Regions from separate parts of the Homo sapiens genome. Here all the other regions are linked to region 3. A link is an interaction called in ENCODE POLR2A ChIA-PET data of the cell type or tissue named here. Cell type or tissue: OCI-LY7. All regions are shown on one strand. Region 1 overlaps TAOK1 (TAO kinase 1). Region 2 has its middle 24 kb from the start of NUFIP2. Region 3 has its middle 15 kb from the start of MYO18A.

Region 1 (4,000 bases), 210 kb before region 3:
GCCTCCCAAAGTGCTAGGATTAAAGACATGACCCATCACGTCTGGCCTGGCATTTTTAAAATATACTTAATATACTTAATTAGTCACATAATAATTTTATGAACAGACGTATTTCAATTAAATCAAATCTATATATGTCCCCAAATAAAATAAAAATAAAAGATATTTTCTTAATATCCTCCAAATAAAAAGTTTTCAACCAGGCATGGTGGCTCACACCTGTAATCCCAGCACTTTCGGAGGCTGAGGCAGGCAGATTGCTTGAGCTCAGGAGTTCGAGACCAGCTTGGGCAATGTGACAAAACCTAATCTCTACAAAAAATACAAAAGAATTAGTCAGGTATGGTGGCGCATGACTGTAGTCTCAGCTACTTGGTAGGCTGAGGTAAAAGGATCACCTGAGCCCGGGAAGTAGAGGCACAGTGAGCCATCATTGTGTGCCACTGGACTCTAGCATAGGGAAGGGGACTGAGACCGTCTTAAAAAAATTAAATAGAAAGTCTTCTTTTTTTAAAATTCTGCAATTCATGAGAAACTGCACTCACACATAGTGTGTGACATTAGATATCTGATAACACGTTCCTTAATACAAAAACCTCAGAAGTTACCATGATTATCCAAAACTACTGGTACCCTGCCCAGGACCTTTTAGGCAAAGTCCTTGCTATCTCCTAAGCTTTGAAACCTAGGAAAGGTAAATATACCCAATATAACGACTAAATAGACTACAGATGAATCAGTAGAGATTGAAGGAGAGTTGTTGAAAGAAAAAGGAAAAAGCAAACTAAAACAAGCATACTTCAGAGACAGAAGATTAGAAGTAAAAGGGATGAGGTAAAAAAAGAAATTTTAGTTCAGGCACAGTGGCTCACGCTTATAATTCTAGCACTTTGGGAGGCCAAGGTGGGCAGATCACCTGAGGCCAGGAGTCAAGACCAGCCTGGCCAACATGGCGAAACCCCGTCTCAAACAAAAAGAACAAAAAGTACAAAAATTAGCCAGGCGTGGTGGCACAGCTACTCAGGAGGCTGAGGTGGGAGGATTGCTTGAGCCCAAGAGGCAGAGGTTTCAGCAAGCCATGATCACCCCACTGCACTCCAGCCTCCCAACAGAGTAAAACCCTGTCTCAAAAAAAAAAAGAGAAGAAAAAGAAAGTGATATGGTTTGGCTCTGTGTCCCTACCCAAATCTCATGTTAAATTGTAATCTCCAAAGTTGGGGGAGGGACCTGGTGGAAATGATTGGATCATTGGGGTGGATTTCCCCCTTGCTGTTCTAGTTGATAGTGAGTTCTCAAGAGCTACTGTTGTTGGAAAGTGGAAAGTTTGTAGCACTTCCCCCTTCACTCGCTTGCGTGTCCACACACATGCACACTCTCCCTCTCTCTCCTGCCAACCATGGGAAAATATGCCCACTTCCACTTCCGCTATGATTGTAAGTTTTCTGAAGCCTCCCCAGATGCAGATGCCTGTATAGCCCACAGAACCGTGAGCACATTAAACCTATTTTCTTTATAAATTACCCAGTCTCAGGTATGTCTTTATAACAGTGTAACTGGGTACCCAGAACATATAAAAATGTGGCAAACTGCTGAGCACAATAGCTTACACCTGTAATACCAGCACTTTGGGAGGCCAAGGCAAGAGGATAACTTAAGATCAGGAATTTGAGACCATCCTGGGCAACATAGCAAGACCCTGTCTGCACAAAAAAATTTTTTCAAAAATTAGCCGGGTGTGGTGGTGCACACCTGTAGTCGCAGTTACTCAGGAGGCTGAGGTGGGAGGATCACTTGAGCCAGGAGGTGGAGGCCGCAGTGAACTATGATCACACCACTGCGTTCCAGCCTGGGCAACAGAGCAAGACCCTGGCATCAAAAAAAAAAAAAAAAAAAAAAAGAGGCAAACAAAAGTTTCCCATAATAATGTTTACCCTTACTTTATGCACCACACTGACACTCCCCATTACTTTTTAAAATTGTTATTGTGACTCACTAAATTGAATTTACAAGCCATTAATGGATCACAAACTAAAGTTTGAAAGCACTGGCTTAGAGGAACTAAAAATTATGGGAAAGTCCTTGCTTTCCTATGATTATCTAGCTTGAGAAAACTATTCAGAAGGTGGAATTCTCCCAGGGCTGAAATACTGTCTTATCTGGCACATAATAATCACTTAAAGTTTGTTGAATTAATACATTTTGGAACGTAAGGCACTTTCAAGGTAAGGACATACCTACAAAAGATACCTAAATAAAAATGCGTAGAAGAGCATGGGTACTCTGAATCCCTTCAAAGACAGGGATGGTAAAAAGAGCTCCAGGAGGTAGAAGAGGGATACCAAATTTTTCTTAAATAAACAAAGTAAGTACTGGAAAAGAAATGTCATTTGTTGTTTTTTTTTTTTTTTTTTGAGACGGAGTTTTGCTCTTGTCTCCCAGGCTGGAGTGCAATGGCGCGATCTCGGCTCATTGCAACCTCTGCCTGGTTCAAGTGATTCTCCTGCCTCAGCCTCCCAAGTAGCTGGGATTACAGGCGCCCACTACCACACCCAGCTAATTTTTGTGTTTTTAGTAAAGACGGGGTTTCACCACTTTGGCCAGGATGGTCTTGAACTCCTGACCTCAAGCAATCCACCCACCTCGGCCTCCCAAAGTGCTGAGATTACAGGCCTGAGCCACCACGCCCGGCCTGAAATGTCATTTCTTAAGACAGGCTTTATATCCAGCAAAGGAAAAAGAAAACCTGTGATAAATTAAAAACTCCCATCAGAGGTGGGCACAGTGGCTCCTGTGTATAATCTCACCACTTTGGGAGAACAAGGCAGAAGGATCACTTAAACTCAGAAGATCAAGACCAACCTGGGCAACATAGTGAGATCTCGTCTGTACTAAAAATAAAAAAAAATTAGCCAGGTGTGGTGGTGCACGCCTGTAGTCCTAGCTGCTGAGGTGGCTGAGGTGAGAGGATCGCTAAGTCCAGAAGATTGAGGCTGTAGTGAACTTTGATCTCACCACTGCACTCCAGCCTGAGTGACAGAGCGAGAATCTATCCCAAAGAAAGAAAAAAACTCCCATTAAGTACTACACAGTAGTCCATTATAGGTGCAAAAAGTTACTAAGCTACCTTGATATTCTAACTATTTCTTTCAAAAATGTATGTCAGACTCCAGATATATAAATCCAATATCACCAGGCGCAGTGGCTCACGCCTGTAATCCCAGCACTTTGGGAGGCCAAGGCGGGCAGATCACGAGGTCAGGAGATCAAGACCATCCTGGCTAACACGGTGAAACCCCGTCTCTAATAAAAATACAAAAATTTAGCCAGGCATAGTGGCGGGCGCCTGTAGTCCCAGCTACTTGGGAGGCTGAGGCAGGAGAATGGCATGAACAGGGCAGGCAGAGGTTGCAGCGAGCCGAGATTGTGCCACTGCACTCCATCCTGGGCAACAGAGCGAGACTCCGTCTCAAAATAAATAAATAAAAATAAATCCAATATCAAATCAAAATTATATAATGCAACTCATCCTTAAATATTAGACTCTCCCCAGCACTTTGGGAGGCTGAGGCAGGTGGAACCACTTGAGCTCAGGAGTTCGATACCAGACCAGGCAACATGGCAAAACCCCATCTCCACAAAAAATACAAAAATTAGCCAGGCAGTGGCATTTGCCTGTAGTCCTAGCTACTTGGAGGGCAAAGGTGGGTGGATCACTTGAGCCTGGGAGGTCAAGGCTGCAGGCAGCCGAGATCGTGCCACTGCACTCCAGTCTGGGTGACAGGAGTGAGACCCTGTCTCAAAAAAAAAAAAAAAAAAATTATCTCAATGTACTCATAAACATTTATATTAGGCAGCTAGTGTGTGATAGCCAACAATTTATTGAGTGTTAGCATGTATCAGGCAGTAAGTTAAGTACTTAGCAAGCATTATCCTATTTAAACAACCCAGTATATACTATCTTCACATTAACGGGTGTGGTGGCTCATGCCCGCCTGTAATC
Region 2 (4,000 bases), 120 kb before region 3:
CACAAGGGATTCAGGAAGGAAATCCATTATTCTCATTTTGAAGATGCTGAAACAAGGCCCAGCAATAAAGTTAAAGTTAGGTGTCAGACCTGAGAAAGACCTGTGCTGCTGCCATCTGTGCACTGTATCATTGCACTGTGCTCTGTTCTTACTGGGATGAGGAACAGTGAAGCCTACACACACCTTTCCATAAGAGGTTGCACTGGTCTTCTTTCAGTTACCCCAAGGCTCCAAGCTTTTTTTCTATCTTAATGGCCTTTGTATTGGCTCACTGCAACCTCCGCCTCCCAGGTTCAACCAATTCTCTGCCTCAGCCTCCCGAGTAGCTGGGATTGCAGGCGCCCACCACCACACCCGGCCAATTTTTGCATTTTTAGTAGAGACAGGGTTTCATCATCTTGGCCAGGCTGGTCTTGAACTCCTGACCTCGTGATCCACCTGCCTCGGCATCCCAAAGTGCTGGGATTACAGGCATGAGCCACCGTGCCTGGCCCCTCCCCTAACTCTTATCTTTTGGGTCCTGGTTGAGATGTCAGAGAGACTGTTTAGGTATCCCTCTCCTGCCCTACCTCCCTCATTCTCTTTCACAGTATTTTATACTTTCCTCCAGAGTACTCATCACAATTTGCAATTATATGTCTATTTGTGTATGTATTTGTCTTCTCTAACAGGCTCTTAGCCCTATGTAGGCAGGGATACCATCTGTTTTTGTTGTTGTCTTTTTGTTTTGTTTTTTGTTTTGTTTTGTTTGTTTGTTTTGAGACAGGGTCTTTCTCGCTTACCCAGGCTGGAATGCAGTGGCGCGATCTCAGCTCACTGCAACTTCCACACCCACACCCCATGGGCTCCAGCAATCCTCCCACCTCACCTTAGCCTCCTGAGTATCTGGGACCACAGCTGTGTACCACCACACCACCACACCTGGCTATCTTTTTGTTATTGTTTTTGTTTTTGTTTTAGATGGAATCTCTGTCACCCAGGCTGGAGTGCAGTGGCACGATCCTAGCTCACTGCAGCCTCCACCTCTCAAGGTCAAGTGATTCTCCTGCTTCAGCTTCCTGAGTAGGTGGGATTACAGGTGCCCACCACCATGCCCAGCTAATTTTTTGTATCTTTAGTAGAGGTGGGATTTCAACATGTTGGCCAGGCTGATCTAGAATTCATGACCTCAGGTGATCCACTGCCTCGGGCTCCCAAAGTGCTGGGATTACAGGTGTGAGACACTGCACCCAGCCTATTTTTTTTTTTTTGTATTTTTAGTAGGATCTCACCATGTTGCCCAGGCTGGTCTCAAACTGCTGGGCTCAAGTGATCCACCCGCCTCAGCCTCCCAAAGTACTGGGATTACAGGCGTGAGCCACTGCACCCAGCCCCCCATCTGTTTTGTTCTTCATGTTAACGCAATGCCTAACACAGTGCTGCATGCTGCATGTATAGCAGGCTCTTAAATACATATTAATTGAGAGAATAAATGAATAAATGAATGAAATGTTGTTTATTACATGCTACTCTGGTAAAGGATAGCTTGGGGTAGAAATAAATGTTACTAACAATATTTAAATGATTGATGTTGGGTTTAAGCATCCTCTACCGTCACCCCATCTCTACCCTCACCATCAAGTAGCATTTGTCTACCACATCTAATCTCCTAGTGCCAAGCCCTAATCTCTGTATATTTGGAGACTAGTTTTTGGAACAGATACATGTACCAAGACTGATTCAGTTTACAGGATTTTAGGCTTAGAGGTTCTTACTGAAATAAAGTTTGATTTCACATTATTCTGGATTAACTCCAGGCATTCACCATTCAATGTGAATAATTCAATGTTATTCTGGAGTAACTCCAAGGCATTCACCATGCAAAGGAAAAGACATTTGTTTTGTTTTGCTAAAACTGAACTTAAACTATATGAAAGACACAGCTGCATTTATAGATAATTTTGTGCATTTTAGGTATCCAAGAGTGGGCATTGTTTTTGGGTGGACATAATATTTCTTTTCTTTTTTCTTTCTTTCTTTCTTTTTTTTTTTTTTTGAGACAAAGTGTTACTCTGTTGCCCAAGCTGGAGTGCAGTGGCACCATCTCAGCTCACTGCAACTTCCAAATCCCGGATTCAAGCAATTCTCCTGCCTCAGCCTCCCAAGTAGCTGGGACTACAGGCATGTGCCACCATGCCCGGCTAATTTTTGTATTTTTAGTAGAGACAGGGATTCACTATGTTGGCCAGGCTGGTCTCGAACTCCTGACCTCGTGATCTGCCCTCCTTGGGCTCCCAAAGTGCTGGGATTATAGGCATGAGCCACCGCAACCGGCCTAAATAATATTTCTATTTGTACTGATATCCTACAAACTTTGTATTATATAGTTTAATAATGTATTTTTTCTAATTGTAAAAACAAGTATGTTCTTTGTAGAAATTTTAGAAGTTGCAGAAAAGCATGAAGGAGAAGCAAAAAGTAGAAAGAAACAAAAAATATCACTCAGAATCTCATCATTAGAGATAATCCTTGCTAACATTTTGGTATAGTCTCTCTCAGCCTTATTTCTTTTCTTTTCTTGCTCTCTCTTTTTTTTTTTTGTTTGAGACAGGGTCTTGCTTTGTCACCCAGGCTAGAGTGCAGTGGTGCAATCATGCCTCACTGCAGCCTCAACCTCCTAGGCACAAGCAATCTTCCCCACTCAGCCTCCTGAGTAGCTGGGAATGCAGGCACATGCCACCATGCCTGGCCAATTTTTTTTTTTTTTTTTTTTTTTTTGAGACAGAGTCTCTCTCTATCACCCAGGCTGGAGTGCAGTGGCACCATCTCAGCTCACTGCAACTTCCGTCTCCAGGGTTCAAGTGATTCTCATGCCTCAGCCACCTGAGTAGCTGGGATTCCAGGCTCATGCCACCTGCCTGGCTGATTTTTGTATTTTTAGTAGAGATGGGGTTTCACCATGTTGGCCAGCCTGGTCTCAAACTCCTGACCTCAAGTGATACACCTACCTTGGCCTCCCAAAATGCTGGAATTACAGGCATAAGCCACCGCACCCAGCTGCCTGGCTAATTGTTTACATTGTTTGTAGAGACACAGTTTCACCATGTTGCCCAGACTGGTCTCAAACTCCTGTGCTCAAGCAATTTGCCTGCATTGGCCTCTTAAAGTGCTGGGATTACAGGTGTGAGCCACCGTGCCTGGCCAGCTCAGCCTTATTTCTATGTGTATGTTTGGGTAGGTGCACACATATATTTATGATAGTTATCACCTGTAATCCCAGCACTTTGGGAGGCCAAGGCTGGCGGATTGTTTGAGGCCAGGAGTTGGAGACCAGCCTAGCCAACATGGTGAAACCCCACCTCTCCTAAAAATACAAATAATTAGCTGGGCATGGTGACACATGCCTGTAATTCCAGCTACTCAGGAGGCTGAGGCACGAGAATCTCTTGAACCAGGGAGGCAGAGGTTGCAGTGAGCCGAGATCACACCATTGCACTCCCAGCCTGGGTGACAGAGTGAAGCTCTGTCTCAAAAAAATTATCACATACATAAGGATATACTAGTTATTTACTGAATATGCCAGGAAACTTCATTTCCTTTTTAAACATATTAACTCTTGTAATCCTCTCAATAGTTATATGAGAAGATATTTTTATTCTTACTTTATAAATGAGTAAACGGAGGCTGAGAGTATCAATTTATTTGCTTAAGGTCATGTCATTAGTAAATGGTAGATCTGAGATGCAAATCTAGATCTAAAAGTCTATAATCTCAATCATTATGCTATATAGCTGTGTGTACATTTCTATGTTTTAAATCAAACTGGAATTACCATAGAAATAATTTTGTTTATTTTGAGATGGGGTCTTGCGCTGTCACCTAGGCTAGAGTGAAGTGGTGCAATCACAGGTCACTGCAGCCTCAACCTCCTAGGCTCAAGCAATCCTCCCACCTCAATCTCCCAAGTAGGCCCGGCACGGTGGCTCATGCCTGTAATCCCAGCATTTTGGGAGGCCAAGGT
Region 3 (4,000 bases):
GACTGCTTTGTGTCCAGAGCCATGAGGAAGAAAATCTTCCTGAACTTCATGTGCAGGTGGGGTTGGGCTGCTTCCTCCTGAACCCGATGGAGTTGTGCTACCTGGGCTGGGTCTTCCCTTGCCAGGCACGCTCTGTGGCCTGCACCAGCTAGTGCTACTTCTGCTCCACTGTGATGAGGAAGGACCGTGCTCCAGGTGCCCTCCTGCTGGTGAGTGCCCCAGCAGTGCAGGCCCCAGCACCGCACGCCCCATGCTCACTGCCCGGTGGTGACAAGCAGCTGGCTTAGGGTAGCAGCAGAGACCTGACACTCCCCCCCAGCAATGCCACTCAGCAAAAAAATCCTGCCATCCTGCTTGGTCTTTGAGGGTGGGGAATGTGGAGTGGGAGTGGAAAACCCTGCTTCTTTCTGAAGATGTTACCTCAACAGACACAGTTTAGTGAAGTGATGAAGAGTGAGGCCTCTGGAACCCAGGTTCAAATCCCAGCTCTGCCATTTACCAGTGGTGTAACCTCAGACAAATTGCTTAACTTCTCTGTACCCCAGTTTCTCTAACTGAAAAACGGAAATCATAATAGATCCTCACTCCTACTTCATAGGAATGCTGTGAGGGTGAAATGAGTTTATACATGTAAAGTGCTTATAGATAGTAGCTGGTAACAAACGTTAGCCATTTGTATTAACCTCAGCTGCCTACAGCGTTGCTTTTGCTTGCCTAGCTTCCTGGGCCACCCACAATTGTGGAATCTATTGTCAATTCCTCCCTCAGTTGCTCTTACGGCTGTTGGAAGCCAAGTCCCCACACATTCTTCCTTGTAAGTCTCTCCTACACCTGTCCCCTCTGTTGGGTCCCCAAGTCATCTTCCTTGTTCAAGTTTGTATTTTCGGCCCCCTGCACTGCTGTTGCTGAACCTGCCAGGCACCTCTCTGCCTGCACTGCCCTTTCCTCTATTCCAACATACACCTGCCTCGCTGTGGAATCTCCTTGAATTAATCACTTAAAGTTCCTATGCCTGGAAACCAGCATCTTCCATGAGCCAGCCTGGACCTCCTTTTCTAGCCGGATCACCTACTTTTTCCAAAGAAGCCCTCCATTCTAGCCACACCAGGAGCTGTGCCTGGGGCTCCCTCCCCTACCTCCCACCCTTTGCTTGTGTTCCCTCCCGGGGACCTCTGACGTGGGAGGCTTCAGGACTAAGTTCGAATCCTGCCCCGCCACTCGGTGGTTGTGTGAGCTTGCGTAAGCTACTTGGTCTTCTGGTGATCAGTTTCCTGCTGTGTCAGAAGAGACTAATCATACTTTCTTCACAGGGTCATTGTGAGGATTAAACAAGATACTCTGAGTAAAGTGCAAGGCACACAATGTTCATCAATGAGTAGTAGATGCCATGATTATCACCTACATTCTACTATTATTGCTCAGATACTACCTTTTTTCTGTGCAACGTTCCTTGACCACTGCTCTGATTTTTTTCCTCTGTGCCTCCAAGGCAATTTCACTTAACAATTAGTCACGCAGTATTTTGTGACTTCCCCTTTACTGTGGTCTTCAGCAGTTATTTAAATCCCATCCTGCTGTGTAACTTTGCACATGTCTCTCATTGGTCTTTCATCTCAGTTGCAAGGAGGGGTGGTGACGATGTGCTTTGCAGGAAGAGGACACAAGCTTCTGCTCCCAGCTTAGCACTTTGCGTGGAATAGGAGCTCAACTCATATATGCCGATTTAATTAATTTTGAAATCTTTAGGCTACAATTAGAACTGAGTCCAGACTGAGCTGTACTTGAGGCATGTCAGAAAAGCAGAGTGACAGACATTCCTCCAGTGTCTTCCACAACTTGGGCCGATTTCTAACAATCCTTTAACAACTAAAAAAGTTCCTTGCAGGGTCTAATTTCAGTCCTGCTTGCTGCAATTGAAGCTGCTTTTCAGCCTCAGATTATTGATGTCTAGGTCCTAAAAAGTGTGTGTGGCGGGGGCGGCAGGCGCAGTGGCTCACGCCTGTAATCCCAGCATTTTGGGAGGCCAAGGCGGGCAGTTGCCTGAAGTTGGGAGTTCGAGACCAAGCTGGCTAACATGGTGAAACCCCGTCTCTACTAAAAATAAAAAAATTAGCCAGGCATGGTGGTGCACGCCTGTAGTCTCTGCTACTCAGGAGGCTGAGGCAGGAGAATCACTTGAATCCAGGAGGCGGAGGTTGCAGTGAGCCGAGATCACACCTCTGAACTCCAGCTTGGGAGACACAGCAAGACTCCATCTCAAAAAAAAAAAAAAAAGTGAGGGGGACAATATCTAGGATAATTGGAGATGTCAACCTCCTGTGACCCAGCAATTCTATTCCTAAATATATGCACCAGAAAATATCTTGCACAGTGAGCACCTGAAGATATGTCTCACAATGTTCATAGCAGCATTATTTTGCAAATAGCAAAAACCAGAAACAACCATGAATATTTATCAACAGAATAGACAGACTGTGTTATATTCACATCATGGAATATTATACAACAGTGAAATGAATAAATTAGAGCTAATCATATTAATAGGAATCTTTCTTCTTTATTTTGTTATTCTTTTTTTAAAAATAATAGGAATCTTTCAATGATGAGCAAAAAGAGCAAGTTTCAGAAGAGTAATGACAGTGTGGTATTATTTTTACAAACTAGGTAAAATAATATTTTATATTGTTTGAGGATATATGCTATGTAATAAAAGCGTATGGAAGTGCATGGAAATAACAAACATCCAATTCAGAATAGTGGTTGCCCCTGGGAAGGGGGAGGATAATGCAGGGTGGTACTGAGTGTTCAAACTGAGTTTGAGTAATTCTTTCTTTCTTTCTTTACCTCCCTCCCTCTTTCCCTCCCTCCCTTCCTTCCTTCCTTCCTTTCTTCCTTCCTTTGTTCCTTTTCTTGGGATGGAGTTTCGCTCTTGTTGCCTAGGCTGGAGTGCAATGGTGCGATCTCAGCTCACCGCAACCTCCGCCTCCTGGGTTCAATCGATTCTCCTGCCTCAGCCTCCCAAGTAGCTGGAATTACAGGCATGCGCCACCAAGCCAGCTAATTTTGTATTTCTAGTAGAGACAGGGTTTCTCCATGTTGGCCAGGCTGGTCTTGAACTCCTGACCTCAAGTGATCTGCCCGTCTCGGCCTCCCAAAGTGCTGGGATTACAGACGTGAGCTACTGCACCCAGCTATTGTTTAATTTTTTAATTTTTTGTAGAGATGGGGTCTCCCCATGTGCCCAGGCTCATCTTGAACTCCTGAGATCAAGTGATCCTCCTGCCTTGGCCTCCTAAAGTGCTGGGATTATAGGTGTGAGCTACCGCACCCAGCCCAGATAGATTTCTATGTAGAGCCATTTTCCAAGGAAAGAATAATGGAGACATAACCTGGTTTTGTTCATTCTGTCTCTGCTGGGAGGATTATAGCCCCCCTCTATAAGTGGGAACTCTGAGCTGGAGACAGGTGACAGGATTTGCTGGATGCTATGTGGGAAATCAGGAGACCCTGCTGGTTACTCTTTCTTTGGAACAAACTGGATTTGTGGAAATTACTTGTGGTTTTAGAGCCATTGAGACTTGAGTTTTAATCCTGCTTCTGACATTATCTATAATAGCTGTGTGGTCTTGGCCAATCTCTGACCTTTTAAAGCCTCAGTTCCTCATTTAAATAGGAAAATAACAACATGGAGTTTGCAGAGTTGTTGGAAGGATTAAAATGGGAGTGGTCCACCTTGCTCTGGTTTGGTACATGGTGGAAATATAGCTCAGGTCCTTTTTCCCATGCTCATAATCAGCTAGTCAGTGACCTTCTCCTGGGCCCCATCTGTTCTCAGGGAATTTAGCCAGCTCTTCTCCGTGACTATAATCAGGGCTCTTGACCGAAGGGAAAGCCACTTTCCATGTAATTTTGACATCTTGTGCCATGGAAATAATTAATACATTTATTGTCTTAATACATCTATTAATTAAGCAAATAACTACTGGTCAGTATAATATGG

Evidence for each region. Peaks named below come from ENCODE experiments on the same cell type or tissue, not always from the same donor. Only the 100,000 strongest peaks of a DNase experiment are listed, where the experiment ranks them.
Region 1: POLR2A ChIA-PET joins it to region 3 with 6 read pairs; 3 of 35 experiments call an interaction of 5 or more read pairs at or near these places.
Region 2: POLR2A ChIA-PET joins it to region 3 with 5 read pairs; 2 of 35 experiments call an interaction of 5 or more read pairs at or near these places.

The regions. Positions count from the first base shown.
Region 1 is chr17:29,398,802-29,402,801 of GRCh38, reverse strand. All of the region lies in intron 1 of TAOK1 (TAO kinase 1), which reads right to left. Among named protein-coding and RNA genes, the nearest start is that of MIR4523, 10 kb to the right of the region's middle. RefSeq lists an enhancer at 1,375-1,444. In OCI-LY7, no CTCF peak of the experiment used is centred here; no DNase peak of the experiment used is centred here.
Region 2 is chr17:29,316,545-29,320,544 of GRCh38, reverse strand. No RefSeq gene overlaps it. Among named protein-coding and RNA genes, the nearest start is that of NUFIP2, 24 kb to the right of the region's middle. In OCI-LY7, no CTCF peak of the experiment used is centred here; no DNase peak of the experiment used is centred here.
Region 3 is chr17:29,193,178-29,197,177 of GRCh38, reverse strand. It overlaps the pseudogene LOC100421028. Among named protein-coding and RNA genes, the nearest start is that of MYO18A, 15 kb to the right of the region's middle. In OCI-LY7, no CTCF peak of the experiment used is centred here; a DNase peak (open chromatin) is centred at 1,577; H3K4me3 peaks cover 1,489 bases; H3K27ac peaks cover 1,746 bases.